2 separate regions of the Mus musculus genome follow, and region 1 is linked to region 2. The links are chromatin loops, found by intact Hi-C in ENCODE. Cell type or tissue: left cerebral cortex. All regions are shown on one strand. Each heading gives the region's core, and the rest is flanking DNA. Links, peaks and the distances in the headings are about the cores only.

The links. A loop is a pair of places that touch in the nucleus more often than their neighbours do. Peaks named below come from ENCODE experiments on the same cell type or tissue, not always from the same donor. Only the 100,000 strongest peaks of a DNase experiment are listed, where the experiment ranks them.
Region 1: it touches region 2 in a loop (14-fold over the local background); 4 of 42 quality-filtered maps call a loop at or near these places.

What each region holds. Positions count from the first base shown.
Region 1 is chr9:99,833,855-99,838,206 of GRCm38, reverse strand. It overlaps the pseudogene Gm518. Among named protein-coding and RNA genes, the nearest start is that of Sox14, 40 kb to the left of the region's middle. In left cerebral cortex, for the core only: no CTCF peak of the experiment used is centred there; DNase peaks (open chromatin) are centred at 1,261, 2,074 and 2,437; H3K4me3 peaks cover 398 bases; H3K27ac peaks cover 731 bases.
Region 2 is chr9:99,717,692-99,722,417 of GRCm38, reverse strand. No RefSeq gene overlaps it. Among named protein-coding and RNA genes, the nearest start is that of Cldn18, 10 kb to the right of the region's middle. In left cerebral cortex, for the core only: no CTCF peak of the experiment used is centred there; DNase peaks (open chromatin) are centred at 2,210 and 2,748; H3K27ac peaks cover 218 bases.

The sequences.
Region 1 (4,352 bases), core at 353-4,352, 120 kb before region 2:
TATCATTATTTTTCCAGTTTCCACCAGACTTTTTCTCTAAGGTCTATTTTTTTTAATCCTTGTGTTTTTAACTTGTTGTATAATCATCTATAAATGTACATAAGTACCTACTTGAAAAACAAACGCGTGAACCAGTGGAATGTAATAGAGGACCCAGAAACAGACTCACACAGCTGTAGCCTCACTTATTTTCAACCAAGTTGACAGAAACAGACATTGGGGAGGAAAAACCCCCTTCCACGAATGCTGCTGGAGAAACTAGATGGCTACCTATAGAAGAATAAAATTCAACTCCCACCCTTCTCTCTCCACAAAACATCAATTCACAATGGATCAAAGACCTAAAAGTAAAACCTGAAACTTCGAAACTCACATCGGAAAACAGATAAAATACTTCAAGATATAGAAATAAGCGAAGACTTTCTGTTGGGAGGACTCAAGGGTATAGGGAACAATCTGAGGAACGGACAGGTAGAGTTACATGGAATTGGAGCTTGTGAAAGCAATGGCAGCCATCAGGAGAAAGAGCAAGAAGATGACAGAATGGTAAAAACTGCCGAGCACACATTAGACAGGGAATTAATAACCAGAATACATAATGAACTCCAAAACATAAACACCCCAGACTAATTATACAACCAATAAATAGGCCAATTTCTTCCAATGTAACAATATAAATGGCCAATAAATATTGGGAGGGGGGAATCCAACATTCTTAGCTGTCAGGGAAATAAAACTGATTTCAGATTCCATCTTATCATGGTCAGAACGTCTCTCATCAAAAAAATCAAATGATAGGCCCAGCGGTTAGAAGCACTGACCACTCTTTCAGAGGGATTCAGATTCGACTACCAGAACCAACATGGTAGTTCACAAGTATCTGTTATTCTAGTTCCAGGGGATCCAGTGTCCTCTTCTGGCCTCTGCAGGCCCAAGGTAAATACATGGCACACAGAGACACATGCAGACCAAGAAAAAAAATACATACACAATTTTTAAAAATTAATTAAATGCCATTGAGTGTTGGTGAGAATATGAGGGAACAGGAAACCTTATGCATAGCTGCCGGGAAGATAAGTTGGTTCACTCTCTTTGAAAGTTAAAACTACCTTGTGACTCAGCGATGCTATTTCCAGCCCAACTCTCCACTTCCCACTATAACTAAGAAACAGAACCAGCCTAGATACCCATCGGCAGATGAACAGATAAAGAAAATGTGGCACACGCACACGATGCCGTCTTACTCAGTCATGAAGAAAAATGAAATTCTAGCATTTGCAGGGATGGCATCTGAACCGAATGAAGCTCTTTATGCTAAATGAAGGAAGAGTGTCATATGTAGACTCGAGACGTAGAGGAGTGTGTTCGTGGGTGGAGAGGCATGGGGAGGATGTAACATTAAGGGAGGAATGGGGAGAAGAAAGTAGCGGAATACACACGAAGTGAAAGCATGGCAGGGACCGTGTGGGAGGAAGCAGGCAGTGGCCTGATGAGCCTGGGAAGGAGGAGAGAAGGCAGTGGAGGAGGTGATGGACATGGGCAAAAATAAAATGGCGAAATAAAATGTAAACAACACGATGGAGCCATTGCTTTGGATAGCTTAAAATAAATAAATAAATAAAATAAACTACTTGCTAAAGAACAATCGAGTTGTTGAAGCTCAATAAAGCCCAGTGACATACCTTTTAGTGGAAGGGCCTGGGACAACTGCTGGAGAGATTGAGGGGGATGCCGTGCGTTGTTTTCAGCCACTCTTGTGCACCCCTTAAAGTGCTTGGTGGAAACTTGGCCCAGCAGTGCATTTGATTCCTAGGCAGAAATGAAAGAACAAAGAACTGCTGGGACTAGACTGGGATGGAAATGTATGACTCAATCATTCATTCACTCATTCATTCATTCATTCATTTACTTCAAGCCTTCTATGTGGGGTACACTATGCCTGGGGCTCCTCTTAACTCCCAGGAACACCTGCACCACCCCTTCCTGCCACCTTTGGATGGATGTGCTGTCACGGCTTAGATTCATTTCTCTCCTCTTGAAGACCTATCATCCTTGCACACTACGGGCCCAGTTTAATCTTGGCTTAAAAATAAGATCATTCTTTCCCCCATTTATGGAGGGGATTCTCCACAGGGTAGAGGTGGTGCTGCTGGGTGGGCTGAGGTAGAGAGACTGCCTGAGACGGCTTTTCTCCCCTCTGCAAACTCTGAGAGTCCCACTTGGACTCCAGAGTCCCATTGAGAGCACGGCAGCAATGTTGATGTGCAATTCTAATGCCGATTTTAGCAGCCTAAGTGCTTTTTAATGCATAGCATTACAGCAAGTGGGCCCTATTCTCTCAGTCTCTGAATAGCTGTCTGGAGGGGCGTAATTCCCAGCTCGGCCTCCAAGCACAGTTATTTACAAGCCCGGTTGCACGCTCACGTCAAGTGTGGTGAGAGCCAGAATGGAGATGGGCTGAGTTTAAAGCAATTTGGCAAGTCTTTATTCCCTGCATAATCATGCTGGCGCCTCAGCCACCCCCACCTGAGTGTCTGTCCATATATGGTAAAGCAAGTCTGAAAATTTGGGGAGACCAGCTGCAGAAGAAATAATTCTGCACCTCCCCCCTTCCATCTGGCTCTGAAATTGCCCCCCTGGCCTCTTAGCTGTGCCTTGCTACTCTGCCCAAATTAAGATTCTCAGCCCAAATCTGCTATCTATATCAGTCAGTCACTCCATTCCTTAATCCATCCATTCATCCATCCATCCATCCATCCATCCATCCATCCATCCTTCCATCTGTCTATCCAAACATCTCATCCTAAAATTCGGTGAGTCTTTAAAAGTAAACTTTCTGTTCTATTCCTGCCCAGTCCTTCCCAGTACAACATTGGTTCAACAACTAAGTCAGATCTCAAAACTACTATTCTGAGCTGGACATGGAGGTGTGTATCTATCATCCCAACGGTTGAGAGGCAGAGGCAAGGAACCACAAGTTCAATGTCAATGTAGGCTGGTCCAGTTGACCCTTATCCTAAAATGTACACACAACAAACAAACCAACTCCTCTGTCAATGACTTACGATCAAATTTAAATTAAAATCCAATTCCTTATAAAACACTGTGTAGGGCTTGGTTTCAGCTTCTCAGCTTCCTCTCCTGTATTTATTATAATGTAGGCACATTGGCCTCCTCCTGGCTGGTTTTCAGATAACCAGGAGCTTTGACCTAGCCCAGGACACTTTTAACTCTAGTAACTCTTCTATTAACTCTTCGCCTCCCACAACTTTGCTTAAATCTAAACTCAAGCTTTATTTCTTTCAAGATGCCATTGCTGTAAGACTCTCTTCTTCCTCTTATCTACTCTCAAACTCATTATCTTTTATGATGGCACATGGGACGTCTCAGGAGTGCTCACTGGGTGAACCTTCTTAAGTGTTAATGGGTCTGCACGCTTCTCTCTCTGGTGTTTCTTATTGCAACTGCAGCGTCCAAGGCTGCTGTCTTGGTCATCTTGTGATCCATGAAGTTGGAATATCGTGGATATTTATTTCCTTTTCATTTTTGTCCTTACCTATTTTGTTTATTTCCAATCCAATGTATACAATATCCCACATGGAAAATGTCAGTTATCCTCTAAGCCAGTGGTTCTCAACCTGGGGGCCAAGACCCCTTTGGGGGTGGATTATCTATTAAATACCCTACATACAAGATATTTATACTATGATTTGTAACACTAGCAAATTACAGTTATGAAATGACAGCAAAATCATTTAATGTTTGGGGTCACCACACACACTGTGAGGAACTGTGTTAAAGGGTCACAGCCTTAGGAAGGGTGAGAACCTCTGCTCTAAGGTATGCAGTTGAAAACCTAAAGCAAAGCAGCAACTTTGCCCGGGCTCCCCCTCCTGGCTTTACCTCTCCTTTGTTAGCCCATTAGCTTGGGATTTACCCCCAAATACTTCTAAATACATCTGCATCACTAATTTATACTATTTCAGTTTGCAGAATTATTTGTTGGCTTTCCTCTACAGATACACACAAAAAAAAGTGAAAATGTACTGGACTTTGTCTATGAGAGATGGTTTGGGGGTCTCTTTTCTACTTCCCAGCCAATCATATGAATGTTACCTTCCCGCCCTGAGACTTCCACTCAAGCTAATCTTCATTTTGGTTGAACTAATATTCCATTTTCAAACTTTTTATTGGTTATTTTATTTATTTGCATTTTAGATGTTGTCCCCCTTCCCGTCTCCTCTCTGCAGACCCCTCATTCCATCCCCCTCCTCTTAGCTTCTGTGAGGGTGCTCCCCCACTCACCCACCCACCCACTCCTACCTCACTATCCTAGCATTCTCCTCCACAGG
Region 2 (4,726 bases), core at 445-4,444:
TCTGCTGCATTCTGTCTTCTGCTATTTGAATTGCAGTTAAACAGACTTATTCCTTATCTCTTTCTCTTCCAGGCTCCTTCTTTCTCCCATCTTCTTCCCTCCCTCCAAAACCCCCTCTCTTCCTGCTTTCTCTAAACATCTATTTTCTATGTGTATGCGTATTTGCCTGCATGTATATACGAGCATCACGTGTGTATCTGGTACATACAGAGGCCAGAAGAGGACACTGGATCATCCAGTACTGGAGTCACAGATAGTTGAGAGCTACAATGTAGGTTCTGGGAACCAAACCCAGGTCTTCTACAAGAGCGGTCATGAGTTCTTAACTGCTGAGTCATTTTGTCAACCATTTTGTTTTCTTAATACCCACAGTGCAGCCTGGGTAGAAAAGGGTTCATTTCAGGAAACAAGAAGCCAAAACTGAAACAGAGAGGCCACAGAGGGGTACTGCTTACTAGCTTGCTCCCCACAGCTTATTCAGCCTACTTTCCTACAACACCCATGACCAACCAGCCCAGTTGTGGCCCCGCTCACTGTGAGCTGCACCCTTCCACATCAACTATCAATAAAAACAAAAACAAAAAACAGGCTTGCCGAAAGGCCCATCTGGAGGGAGTTTTCTCTGGAGGGTCCCTCTTTCCAAATGACTCTAGCTTGCATCAAGTTGACATAAAACTAGGCAGCCCATCCATATTTATAACTTGTACATAGTTATGCATTTCTGGGACCAAAGACTATGCCATATTTGTTTCCACACTGCCAGTGCTCAGTGGACTGACTGCACAACCCAACAGCCACCTCTTAGACAAATGCATCCATGAATGCATCGAATCAATCATCTAAAAACCATCAGCCACTTCATGACAGTCTACATCCCTGTCCACAGAGCACTACCCGAGTCCATCTAAGATCATGGAAACCCTCCCAGGAACAATCTGTTCCTTCCTTTCTCGTCTATTCTTGTTGTGAGCTAGTTTTCCCCAGATAACACTCTGCCCACCTCTGTTCCTGCCCCTCAGCCATAACATCCAGAGTCATTAAGTAAGTTTGACTAACCCCAAGCCTAACACCTCACCCCAGGGCCACCGAAACTTCCACCCTCACTTTCCACTCAAGAGTTGTGTTGTTGCCCTTCATACTTTGGCATGGCTACTCAATGAACCTTATCAGTAAATATCTCACTGGCGATAGCCAGAAGCCCAGCAGCTCCAGACTTCTGCACATACGCTGGTCCCTAGACTACCCTGGCCCATGATCACACTGCCGCATCTGAGAAAAAACTGTGAAATATTAATACAGACCTAGCTATGGATGAAATTCTTCTATTCTGAGATTATAGTTTCCTATCTATGGTATTAAAGCATTCTCTTATGATTGTAATAATTTATCTATCCTTTGCTTGGAAAATTAAGTTGGCAATTCTCTTTATGTTCTTAAATTTTTTACATAAAAACATATTCATTCATAAAAATCATAAAGGCTTGGAACCACCAAATCATCTGCAAACTCAAAATCCTTTATTTGACTTGTTCTTCCAGTGGAGAGAGAACTTGAAGGGTTACAGACTAGACTTTCTAGCCAGCCACCATGCTTAGAAGGTGGATTGGGTTCCTGGGACAGTTGGCTCCAGCTAGAATGAAGGAGTTAGAGAAAGGGCAGAGAGGAAAGAACCAGAAAGGTAAGGGTTCCCTGTGATGATAGCCATCCTTGCCACAGGCTGGCTATATATACGAATTCTGCCCTGTAAGGGCCTGTGTCTCAGCACATAAACCTTTGCTGGCAGCAGAAAAAGCAGCGTCCTGGCTAATGTCCATTTTCATGTGTTCCATGTTTGCATTTCAACTACAGATATAGTTGAAAATTTACAGATCTTCTTCTTGCTGAGTCCAAGAGCGTGTATGTTGCTTTGTTCAAAATCTTTCCCAAAAATTTGCTTGAGTTTATGAGCTGATTTGATTCTTATGTTTTGTCGAAAATTCATATGTTGTTAGTCACTCAACTGGTACATAAAGCAATAACTAGTAACAAAACCCTAATGGACACTAGGCAGTATCTGGTTGCTCATGCTTGCTGGCTTTAGAATTGAATCCTGAACTGAATGGAATAGAGTAAATGAACATTTATATCCCTAGCACATAAACAGAGGCATATTGTCTCATGACTCCCAGAAGCTAAACTGAGTGGAAATGAGTCATGACTTGGAACACCCACATTAGACTGAAACTCAGGTTAGATGGTCGTTTCTGTGAGTCATATCTGAGTTGGCAGTATGAGCTCATGACAAGAACATGTTCAATTTTTCATAAGTTCTGGGATGGCTGCTTCACTTGGAGAGAGTAAGTGGGACTTCCCACTCTTGGACATTTTAATTTATATATCAGAGCCCACACTTAATGCTAAAGACCTCTGAATATAGAAATGTTTGGTTTGTTATTTTTCAGTGTATCTTTAGGTTGTAGACAAAAGATAGTCTCAACCAGGCATAGTGGTCCAAATCTGTAAGGTAGAAAATTGTGTGTTGGCAATAAGACTGGGCAACATAGAAAAATTGTCAGAAGAAAAAAAGAGAAGGAAAAGGGAAGGAAGGGGGATAGAGAGAGTGGAGGAAGGAAGGAGGGAAGAGAGGGAGGGAGGGAGGAAGGAAGGCAGGAGAAAAGAATTGTTTCCATGGCACAGTCAGTTACCAAGATGCAGTTTGTCTTTGAGACCTGAAGATCCTTTAAAATGTTGTACAAGATTTCCTTTGGGAATTCTCCAACCCTGAGACCTAAATGAGACTGGTTTGAATATTCATTTCATACCCTAGAAAATTCTTCTGTCCTCCCCAGGATTTGTCAGAATATCTAGGAATCTTACATTTTAGTAGCCACCTCTAAATGCAATGCCCCACCCACTACTTAAGTCTACCAGATGTGGTACCACACAACTATAATCGCAACACTTACAAGGTGGAGATGTCAGGAACAGGGGTTCAAGGTTGTGCTCTGCTATATAGAGAACCAAGACCAGCCTAGGCTAAATGAAGCCCTCCCTCAAAATAAAATGAAATAGGAATAGGAATAGGAATAGGAATAGGAATAGGAATAGGAATAGGAATAGGAATAGGAATAGGAATAGGAATAGGAATAGGAATAGGAATAGAGATAGGAATAGAGATAGGAATAGAGATAGGAATAGAGATAGGAATAGAGATAGAAATATAGAGAAACTGGAGCACAGAAAAGTTAACTAATGATGTAAAACAGATCATGGAGTTATAGAAGAGCATTGACTCTCGAACCCAGACCCAAAATACAAATGGGGCTGCAGAGATGGCTCTGCAGGCAAGAGCCCCTGCTGTGTACACATGACACTGTGCACTCATGACGACTTGAGTTCCTATCCCTGGCACTCTCATAAAAAACTATGCAGGGTTGTGTGCATGCAACTCCAGCGCCATGAAAGAGACAGGGGGAACCACTGCAGGACTTGCTGGTCTCCAGCCTAGTTTCAAGTTCAGTGAGAGGCCCTGTCTCAAGGGAACATGAGTTTACTTTCAGTGTTTATACACACTACATACACACACCAACAAAAAACAAATGTAGAAATAATACATGAACCAAAAACTTTATTCTTTCTGCGCGTAGAGACATCTTGTGAGAGAAGGCTGCGGTTTAATTTGTGGTTCACGTGAAGAAATACGGCATGACAGTCATTACCAATGGCTAAAGCCACTGCTGGTAATATCATCAGTCTCTCTGGGATCCTGATGTTAGCCAGCGCCTTCTGAGTATGTTCTGTGTGTGATGCATGGCACTGCATGTTCAGTCTACAAGACAATCCAAATAACCCAACACTATTTCTATCTCATTTTGCAGATGGAGGCATTGAGGCTCACAGAGGTTAAGTGGGCTGCCGTTGTCTATATTTGGATATTAAGCAATGAGGTAGGCATTGAATCCAGACTACCCAGCTCCAGAACTCAAAGATCTTCTTGCAACTTACTTCTGCTCTCCTCTCTCTGTCATGACCTGTCTGTTGATTCATGCAGAATTCACTCTTATGCCACCAAAGCTGCAAATGACTTAGACACATAACTAGTCCATTCCATCAAACATTCGATAGAGCTGATTTTTCACTATATACATATTCCATGTTTGCAAATTTTGTAAAAATCTATCATAATCAAATTCAATATTCATGGCACTCCACAGCCCTAAGTAGGCATGTGCAGAAGGTAAGGCTTTGGGTTACCCATTTGTGTGCTCCCAATAGAGAGAGAGCAGGGTAACTCATGCCTTCTGTTTTTGCTCCCATACAGTAAATAAGCATCCTCTCGGAAGTGTATTTAGTGAGTCCTTTCTCCTGTTTTGGCACTTCCCGTTGGTTTTGCTGTTTTAAATGGTTCACCATAGAAAGTGCTGAAGTTCTTTCTGCTTTTAATAAGCATCAGTAGGCTACCACATTTCCCGTGGAGAAAATGCATAAGTGAGATTGTAGGCATAAATTATATTACTATTGACCATAATTTCAATGCTAATAAATCAAAACTATATATTAAATTATATATCATTAAGTAGAAGTACACATAAAATAAGGTTATCCATTATGGATGAAAATTTGACCAGAGATTCACAAAAAACTAGTGGTGTGTTTTCCCTATAGGCAATGTTTCAAAATTTGCTAATTCAATATTGTGATTCTTTTTAACATAATGACCATGAAGAATGAGAATCAATTTTATTTG